Linked DNA regions of Homo sapiens: region 2 is linked to region 1. Evidence: chromatin contacts called from ENCODE Hi-C or POLR2A ChIA-PET data. All regions are on one chromosome and are shown on one strand. Each heading gives the region's core, a stretch centred on a gene start or an enhancer-like site at or near the end of the contact. The rest is flanking DNA. Distances are from core to core; before and after follow the strand shown. Region 1 has its middle 35 kb from the start of MESD. Region 2 has its middle 15 kb from the start of ABHD17C.

Evidence for each region. A loop is a pair of places that touch in the nucleus more often than their neighbours do. ChIA-PET counts read pairs that join two places held with the same protein, here RNA polymerase II (POLR2A). Pooled maps may share reads with other maps.
Region 2: a map of PC-9 shows a loop between it and region 1 (18-fold over the local background). The contact joins two enhancer-like sites. A Hi-C loop is called at or near these places in 1 of 168 maps with a recorded cell type or tissue (PC-9) and 1 of 50 pooled maps. POLR2A ChIA-PET finds 5 or more read pairs at or near these places in 2 of 52 experiments (WTC11 and activated T-cell).

The regions. Positions count from the first base shown.
Region 1 is chr15:80,952,513-80,957,108 of GRCh38, reverse strand. It overlaps a transcript of MESD not described here. Among named protein-coding and RNA genes, the nearest start is that of MESD, 35 kb to the left of the region's middle. RefSeq lists enhancers at 1,536-2,508, 2,509-3,480, 3,481-4,453. Within about 2 kb of position 2,653, at least 3 of the 41 ENCODE cell types and tissues checked have a DNase peak (open chromatin) inside an H3K27ac peak, as active enhancers do; they include PC-9, where a contact is called at or near this core.
Region 2 is chr15:80,677,904-80,682,251 of GRCh38, reverse strand. No RefSeq gene overlaps it. Among named protein-coding and RNA genes, the nearest start is that of ABHD17C, 15 kb to the left of the region's middle. Within about 2 kb of position 2,656, at least 8 of the 41 ENCODE cell types and tissues checked have a DNase peak (open chromatin) inside an H3K27ac peak, as active enhancers do; they include PC-9, where a contact is called at or near this core.

The DNA of each region.
Region 1 (4,596 bases), core at 1,404-3,903:
TCATATCTATAATCCCAGCACTTTGGGAGGCTGAGGTGGGAGAATTGCTTGAGCTCAGGAATTTGAGAGCAGCCTGGGCTACACAGTGAGACCCCATCTCTACAAAAAAATAAATAAATAAATAAATAGCTGGGCATGGTAGCGTGAGCCTGTAGTCCCAGCTACTCAGGGGGTGAGGTAGGAGGATCCCTTGAGCCTGGGAGGTCGAGGCCACAGTGAGCTAGGATCATGCTTCTGCACTCCAGCCTGGGTAACAAAACAAAACCCTCTGTCTCAAACAAAAAAAAAGAGAGAAGATGAAGAGCTTAACACAGCCACCCCCTCTGCATGCTCCGTCCTTGTATCTGTTTTGCTTGTTATTACCATATATCCCAGGTTTGTAAAACCCAACTTTCCTTTGTAAATATTAACAATTGGCTATCTCAGAATTGCTTTTGGCTTTGCACCGAATTCTGTGTTTATATTTATAAAACTTATTGCAATATCTTTGTGGTTTTAGGGTTGGCTGCTGGCTTTTTTTTCCTGTTCCCCTTACCCCAATTGTAAATTCTTGATTTTGTTTCTCTATCTGATTAGAGAACACCTCAATGTTTTCTGGAAGAGCACCCTCGTGCTACTCTTTCTAAGCCTTTGTGTGTCCGAGAACTGTTTTCTTTTGCTCTCACCATGAATAACACCTAAGCCCAACTTTTCTGTAGACATGTTCCTTGTCTTCAATAATTAGTGTGTGGAGACCGGGGAAGAAAGAAGGAATCTTGCAGTCGAGGGGAGCAGTTGGACGCCTTCCGATTCTTAGCCCAGAGCTCTCCGTCCAACACACTTCATGTCATCATAGCTGGGCAGCCTTATATAAAATCCATTCTAAACTGGCTGCCTAGGCTCTTAGGGTCTTTTTTATTTTATTTTATTATTATTTTTTTAGACAGGATCTCACTCTGTCACCCAGGCTGGAGTGTAGTGGCGCGATCTCGGCTCACCACAGACTCTACCTTCCAGGCTCAAGTGATCCTCCCACCTCAGCCTGCTGAGTAGTTGGGACCACAGGCATGAGCCATCACGCCTGGGTAATTTTTGTATTTTTTGTAGAGATGAGGTTTTGCCATGTTGCCAGTCTGAGTCATGCATGACTCATGACAGTGTGAGCCACTGTGCCTGGTCTCTTAGAGACTCCTAAAACCACACTTCTCAGCCGGGCGCAGTGGCTCACACCTGTAATCCTAGCACTTTGGGAGGCCGAGGTGGGTGGATCACCTGAGGCAAGGAGTTTAAGACTAGCCTGGCCAACATGGCGAAAACCCGTCTCTACTAAAAATGCAAAAAATTAGCCAGGCGTGGTGGCTCAGGCCTGTAATCCCAGCTACTCAGGAGGCTGAGGCAGGAGAATCGCTTGAACCTGGGGGGCGGAGGTTGCAGGGAGCCGAGATTGCATCACTTCACTCCAGCCTGGGCTAAAGAGACTCTGTCTCTCTCACACACACACACACACACACACGCACAAACACACACTTCTCAAACTTTACTGTGCAAACAACTACCCTGGGTCCCTTCTTAAAATGCAGATTCTGATTCAGCTGATCTGGGAGAGCCTGAGATTGGGCATTTCTTTTTTTTTTTTTTTTTTGAGACGGAGTCTCTCCGTCGCCCAGGCTGGAGTGCAGTGGCGCAATCTCGGCTCACTGCAAGCTCCGCCTCCTGGGTTCACGCCATTCTCCTGCCTCAGCCTCCCGAATACTGGGACTACAGGCACCTGCCACTGCGCCCGGCTATTTTTTTTTTTTTGTATTTTTAGTAGAGACAGGGTTTCACCGTGTTAGCTAGGATGGTCTCGATCTCCTGACCTCGTGATCCGCCCGCCTCGGCCTCCCAAAGTGCTGGGATTACAGGCTTGAGCCACCGCGCCCGGCCGAGATTGGGCATTTCTAACCAGCTCCTGGTTATACTCCTGGGTGGTGCTGAACTTTTTTTTTTTTTTCTAGTAGAGACAAGGTCTCGCTGTGTTGCCCAGGCTGGTTTTGAATTCCTGGGCTCAAGCGATTCACCTGCCTCAGCCTCCCAAAGTGCTGGGGCTACAGGTGTGAACCACCTCCCCCAGCTGATGCTGATGATGCTGATGCCATTGGCCCATGGACCACACTGAGTAGCAGGCTTTAGAGCACAGGCATCCAATCTTTTGGCTTTCCTGGGCCACATTGGAAGGAGAATTGTCTTGGGCCATACGTAAAATACACTAACACTTAACGATAGCTGATGAGCTTTAAAAAAATGCAAAAAAACTCATAATATTTTAAGAAAGTTTACAAATTAGCGTTGGGCTGCATTCAAAGCCATCCAGGGCTGCATGTAGCCCACTGGCGGTGGGTTAGACGAGCTTGCTTTATAGCTTTCAAAGCTGAGTCATGCATGTTGTTGATTCTGTTTGATGCTCCTGATTGTTTTCTGTGAGGGAGGGCAGTTCCTGGGACAATGAACTCTTCCCTTCCTCCATCCCCTCCCCCAACCCTCACCATTACCTCTGTCTGCTCTCCTTCTCACCCCAACCCAGCCCTGAGGACATGAGGGCACTGCCAGGTGCCTGTGGACTTGATCCTCCCAGGATTAAGCCCTTCCCACCACCCACATCCTACTCCTTTCCCTGCCATTGAGAAAACCTCTGCCGCCTACCTAGCCCCCAGGCTAAAACAGCTAGGATGGGGTCAAAGGGCTCAGGATTTTGGCTTCAGTACTGGAGGCAGGAGGGTTGCGCTAGGGTCGGCTTTTATGCCTTTGTTCAACACAGCAAGCACACATTACCCAACAGAACTCTGCCAGATATGGGAAAACCTATGGCCTATGCTCTGCAGGAGGCTACAGTCTGGAGGAAGGGGTGAATGTTAGCCTGGGACAGGGGGCGCAATATCAAGGCACTGGGCCCTGGGCCCAGGAGAGGAAGGAGAAAGCTGCCAGGCATGGGTCAGAGAAGGCTTTGTGTGGAGCTACGCCCTGGAACATGAGTAGGCGTGGGCCAAGCCGAGAGGAGAGAGGGCAGGGTGGGTCAGGTCATCTACCATGTTATGAGGACTCTAAGATCCTTGAGCCAGTGGGAGGGGATGAGGATTAGGGCTCATCTGGGGATTGGGGATGAGGAAGGAATGGGTGACCAGATTGGAGATGCAGGCATATGCCACCTCAGGGACTGCCTGTGTGCCCAACTCAGCATACCCTGTGTGCCTGTGGGTATGGGAACAAAATTCTCCCAAACGCCTGCTTCCAGCTTTGTGCCGTTGCGTTTTCTTTAGGCAGATGTTGTTAGCTGTCACTGCACTGACCTCTAAGGCCACCCCAGCCTCCATGAGTGAACGCCCATGCCTTCACCCCTCCTGTCTGTGGGGAGGAACCCCACCCCCTTTCCTCCAGCAACTCCTACACATCGCCTCCAGGCCTTCCCAGCACCATTCCCTCACCAGGAATGTTCTTTGCCCTTCTTCACTTAGTTCATTCCTATGCATTCTGCAAAACTTAACTCTGCCACACTTTTCTGACCTGTCCCCTCCCAGGCTGGTGAGGGAGAGCAGATCATCCTGTCTGTCTCCCTGCGGACAGGAACGGAAGGTGCCCACTGGTCACCTAATGCATTGCAGTGACTACTTGTGGGATCTGGTGACTATTGCAGGGACAAATGAAGGACCCTGAAGTGCCTGCCTGTCCCTCCACCCCAACCTCTCTGTGGCTTCTTTTGCTGTGCGTCTAGCTGGGTGCAGTGTCCCATTGCTCGACGGTTCCTCGTTGGCGTCTGCTTTCCAAGTCCTCCCTGGATGCCTCTTCTATGCACCTACTGAATCAGTGGGCTGTGCTCTCTTTCACACAGTGACACTTCTGGCTGAGAAGTCACTAGTAACCCCCCACCCTCTTTCATCACAGCCAGTGGGCCCTAAAGCTGACCCTGTGTTTGGCCCAACCCACCTTCCACTTTGCCTCTCATGACTGAGCCTTGATTTATGCCCAGGTGTTCTCAAGCCCACACTCTGATAGCTGCCCCTCTGTCAGACTCTGCCTCTTACAAAAGGCCCTTCTCTTATCCATCTCTGACTCTCAGGCCAACACCTGTCCTACTTCCACTCACTGACCTTCCCTGACCAATCCAGGCGATGATCACTCCCTGCCCTCAGAAGCCTGCCACACCACTCATTGGGCAGGTAATTTCATGTTCTCCATGGGGTCATTCTGTGTTCCTCTGTGTGCACCGTGCCTGGCACAGAGCAGGGGTGCAAAAATATTTGTTGACTGAGTGTGCAAGTGTGATCTCTTTCTCCTGGCAAAGTTTCCTGAAGGTAGAGGCCGTGTACTCTCTACTGCACAGCTGACTTTATGCCCAAAGCTAGTCTGCCAGATATATTTGTGTATTGGCAGCTTAAAACGACCAATCTGGTACCAGCCCCTTTAAGTGAATTGACTATACACAGATGCACACAGACAGACAGACAGAGAGACATACACACACACACACACACACACGAGACATAGTTGTTTTGTTTTTAAACCCAATGCATAAGACCCAGGAGCTCTTTGGAAATCAAGAGAAGAACTCTCTGTGGTGATGGAAATGTTTTATATCGACTC
Region 2 (4,348 bases), core at 1,407-3,906, 270 kb after region 1:
GATGAAAAGAAAATCCGAAGTTGAAACTAAATTAACAGAGGCCTCATATTGCTTGTTCCCTTCCTCCATGTGATCCACTTCATTGGTCCTCCTCTTAAAAGGGTACTCAGACTCAAACTTCACACTCCACAGAGCAGCACAAAGTCAGTGTCCACACTGACAAGAGCAGAGCAAAGGGGTACCATTCTGTTCTTTATTCCACATGGTTTCTATTAATGCTGCCAGAAATTGCACTGGTTTCTTGGATATGCTTATAGTGTGATCCCAGCTATGTCCTACAACCAACAAAAGATGTTCAGTGGGAAGAAATATTGGAAGTATCTCCAAATATTGGGAGCAGTTGTCGTTAGCTGTAAGACTGTGGGTAATGTCTATCTACTTATTTTTATTCCCTTGTGGTTTCTAGTTTTTCTATGATGAACATAATTACATTTGGCATGTTGGAGAATAAAAATGCATTTTATTTGTTAATGCCTTCTATGCTACACTAAAGAGTTTTTATTTCATTTTGTAGGCAACAGACATTGGGGTATTTAGGAAGGTAATAATCCTATCTGGTTTGGGAAGGATGCCCCCAGTGCCTTGGAGAGGTGTCTTTTTAAGGCATCTGCTTGTTGCTGGGGGTGGTGGCTCCCACCCGTAATCCCAGAACTTTGGGAAGCGGAGGTGGGAGGATTGCTTGAGCCCAGGAATCCAAGGCTGCAGTGAGCCATGAGCGTGCCACTGAACTCTAGCCTGGGTGACACAGAGACCCTGACTCAAAAATAAAAAATAAAATAAATCTCTTCATTAGTGCCACAGACCCATCACCTCTAGGGATTATTCTAGAAGCTTCAGTCTCCACTGCTTTCTGGATTTTTCCCTTCAGCTGATAAGGATTCTCAAGTTATCCATATTGTAAACAAATAAACCCTCACCTTCCTGGTATCCTCTTATCTCCTACCTTCTGTGCACTTTTATCTCTTCACTGCCAAGCTCTTTTGAGAAGGGTGGTCTATACTCACTATCTCCATTTTGTCAATATCCAGCAATCCCACAACCCAGTGGTTCCCAAGCTTGTCTGCAAATCAAAACTATCTGAGTATCTTTAAAACTTCCAAAACCCTGGTGATGTGGTTTGGCTCTGTGTCTCCACCCAAATCTCATGTCAAATTGTACAGTAATTCCCAGTGTTGGGGGAGGGACCTGGTGGGAGGTGATTGGATCATGAGGGCGATTTCCCCCTTAGTGTTCTTGTGATATTTCTAGTGAATTTTCACAAGATCTAGTTGTTTAAAACAGTGTAGCACTTCCCACTTCTCTCTCTCCTACCACCATGTGAAGACGTACTTGCTTCCCCTTCGCCCTTCTGCCATGATTGTAAGTTTCCTGAGGCCATCCCAGCCATGACTTCTATACAGCCTGCAGAACTGTGAGTCAATTAAGCCTCTTTTCTTTATAAATTTCCAAGTCTCCAGTAGTTCTTTATAGCAGTGTGAGAGCAGACTAATACACTTGGTCATACTCTAGATCAGAAATCCCAGTCTCTGATGGAGGGACTAAGTAATTCCATTGTGTGGACCAGTTTGAAAAGGACTGCCATAACCCTTGCAGGTTGCTCCCTTGAAGATCACTAAAAGCAAAGTTTAATGTTATCATTATTATTATTATTTTTTGACACAAGGTCTTGCTCTGTTGCCCAGGCTGCAGTACAGTGGCACAATCATAGCTCACTGCAGCCTCAACCTCTCCTGGGTGCAAGTCATCCTCCCATCTCAGCCTCCCCACTAGCTGGAACTACGGGTATGCACCACTAAACATGGCTAATTTTTAAAAATTGTTTTGTAGAGATGGAGGTCTCACCATGTTGCCCAGGCTGGTCTCAAACTCCTGGGCTCAATAGATCCTCCTGCCTTGGCCTCTCAAAATTTGGGGATTATAGGTATGAGCCACTGCACCCCGTTATGTTCTTATTTTTTTTATCATGCTCCATTTTCCCAAAGCATTGGAAATAGTTGGCTACCAACTAGGTATACACTCTTAGCATTCAAAGCCTTCTGTGGAATTGCTTCTAATAAAATTGGAACCTTGCACTGTTTACATAAGTAGGTGTTTTGGGACATTATAAACAAAGTGGGGCAGGGCCAGGAATCCAGAAATGATACGTATTCTTTGCCCTGGGATAGGCACCAGGCAGGTGGTGGACCCAGCTTCTGACAACAGAAAATTATCCTGCTAGACAGGCAGAACTTCCTGTTCACTCAGCAATCCATGTCTGTGCTGAGCCAGTACAGTGACACGTTAACTGAGGCAAATAGGAAATGCTATGGGGCATCAAGGAAGTAGTTACTCTCCACCCCTGGGAAAGTAGTCAGTCAGAAAAGGCTTCAAGAAGGTGACTTTTGAGCAGATGAAAGTGTCCAGAGTGTGTACCAACAAGCAATGTAAGTGGCAACCCAGGAATCTTGGTCAGAATCAGGAAGGAGAGAATTCACATTTATGGAGCCCTACCTCTGTGCCAGGCAGTAGTAAACATGTCAGAAGTGTTTGAATGGGAGCAGCTCCATCTTGAACAGGGACTGAGTAAAATGAGGCTGAAACTTGCTGGGCTGCATTCCCAGGAGGTTAAGCATCCTTTGTCACAGGATGGGATAGGAGTTCGGCAGGACCGGTATCACAAGCTTCAGGTCACAAAGACCTGGCTGATAAAACAGGATGTGGTGAAGAAGCAAGCCAACACCCTCCAAAACCAAGATGGCAGTGAAAGTGACTTTGGTCATCCTCACTGCTCATTAAATGCTAATTATAACGCATTAGCATGCCAAAAGACACTCCCACCAGCTCATGACAGTTTACAAATGCCATGGCAATGTCTGGAAGTTACCCTATAGAGTCTAAAAGGGGGAGAAACCCTCAGTTCCGGGAACTCCCCACCTCTTTCTGGAATGAATAATCCACCCCCTCACACAGCATATAATCAATAAAAAACCATAAGTATGCTCCGTCAAGCAGCCCATGCTGCCATTCTGCCTATGTGATAGCCACTCTTTTATTCCTTTGCTTTCTTTCTTTTTCTTTTTTTTTTTTTTTTTGAGACGGAGTTTCGCTCTTGTTGCCCAGGCTGGAGTGCAATGGCGCAATCTGGCTCACCTGTGACCTCCGCCTCCTGGGTTCAAGTGATCGTCCTGCCTCAGCCTTCCAAGTAGCTGAGATTACAGGCATGCACCACCATGACCGGCTAATTTTTTTTTTTTTTTTTTTTTTTAGCAGAGACGAGGTTTCTCCATGTTGGTCAGGCTGGTCTTGAACTCCCGACCTCAGGCGATCCGCCCGCCTTGGCCTCCCAAAGTGCTGGGATTACAGGCGTGAGCCACCGTGCCTGGCCTCCTTTGCTTTCTTAATAAACTTGTTTTCACTTTACTCTGTCAGCTCACTCTTGAATTCTTTCCTACACAAAACCAAGAACCCACATGGGCTCCCAGGCTGAACCGCAGTTTTGGGGTTCGCCCTGTGACAAACAGGGCACTGTGAAAGGCTGTGCCCCAGAAAGCAGACTCTCTGAGCTAGAGATCAACATGCAGGAAGTTTATCAGGGAGTGACCTTGGCATCAACATCTGTTGATGGGAAAGGGAAAAAAGGAAAGCAGGATTGGGCAGAAGGGAAGTTGGGCTGTAATGCGGTCTCACTGAATATCTTAGCTGCCAGCACAGGGAACATTGAAGATCAGAGAGAACACTGAACAACTTTTTCATGTCACATATCACACAGCTTACACATCTCAGAGCAGAAATTTGAGTCTGGTTCTGATTCCAAAGTTCGTATTCTCTCTAGGATGTGCATTCTCAGTGGCAGATATGGGGGCAGGGAGTAATATTGTCTTCAAGGGTATAAAACTGGTTCTTCTTTTTCTTTGAGACAGGATCTCACTTTGTCACCCAGGCTGGAGTGCAGTGGTGCAACCTCAGCTCACTGCAGCCTCGACTTTCCTGCATTCAGACAATCCTCCCACCTCAGCCTCCCAAGTAGCTGGGACTATGGGCATGTGCCACCACACCCCACTAAGTTTTAAAACATTTCTTATAGAGATGGAGGTCTCGCTATGTTGCTTGGGCTGGTCTGGAACTCCTGGCCTCAAGCGATCCTCTCGCCTTGGCCTCCCAAAATGTTGGGATTACAGGCATGAGCCGCCACGCCTGGCAGAAAACTGTTTTTTGGCAGGGACAAAATGATCTTAGATATTACAGGGTTTGCGACCTTCAAAGAGTCACAGAACATAAACACGTAGAGAGTATATCTGTGCTGTTACATTACAGTTTCATGAGGAGAAACAATTAGGGAAACAATATCAAAGAAGTGATAAAAAGCCGG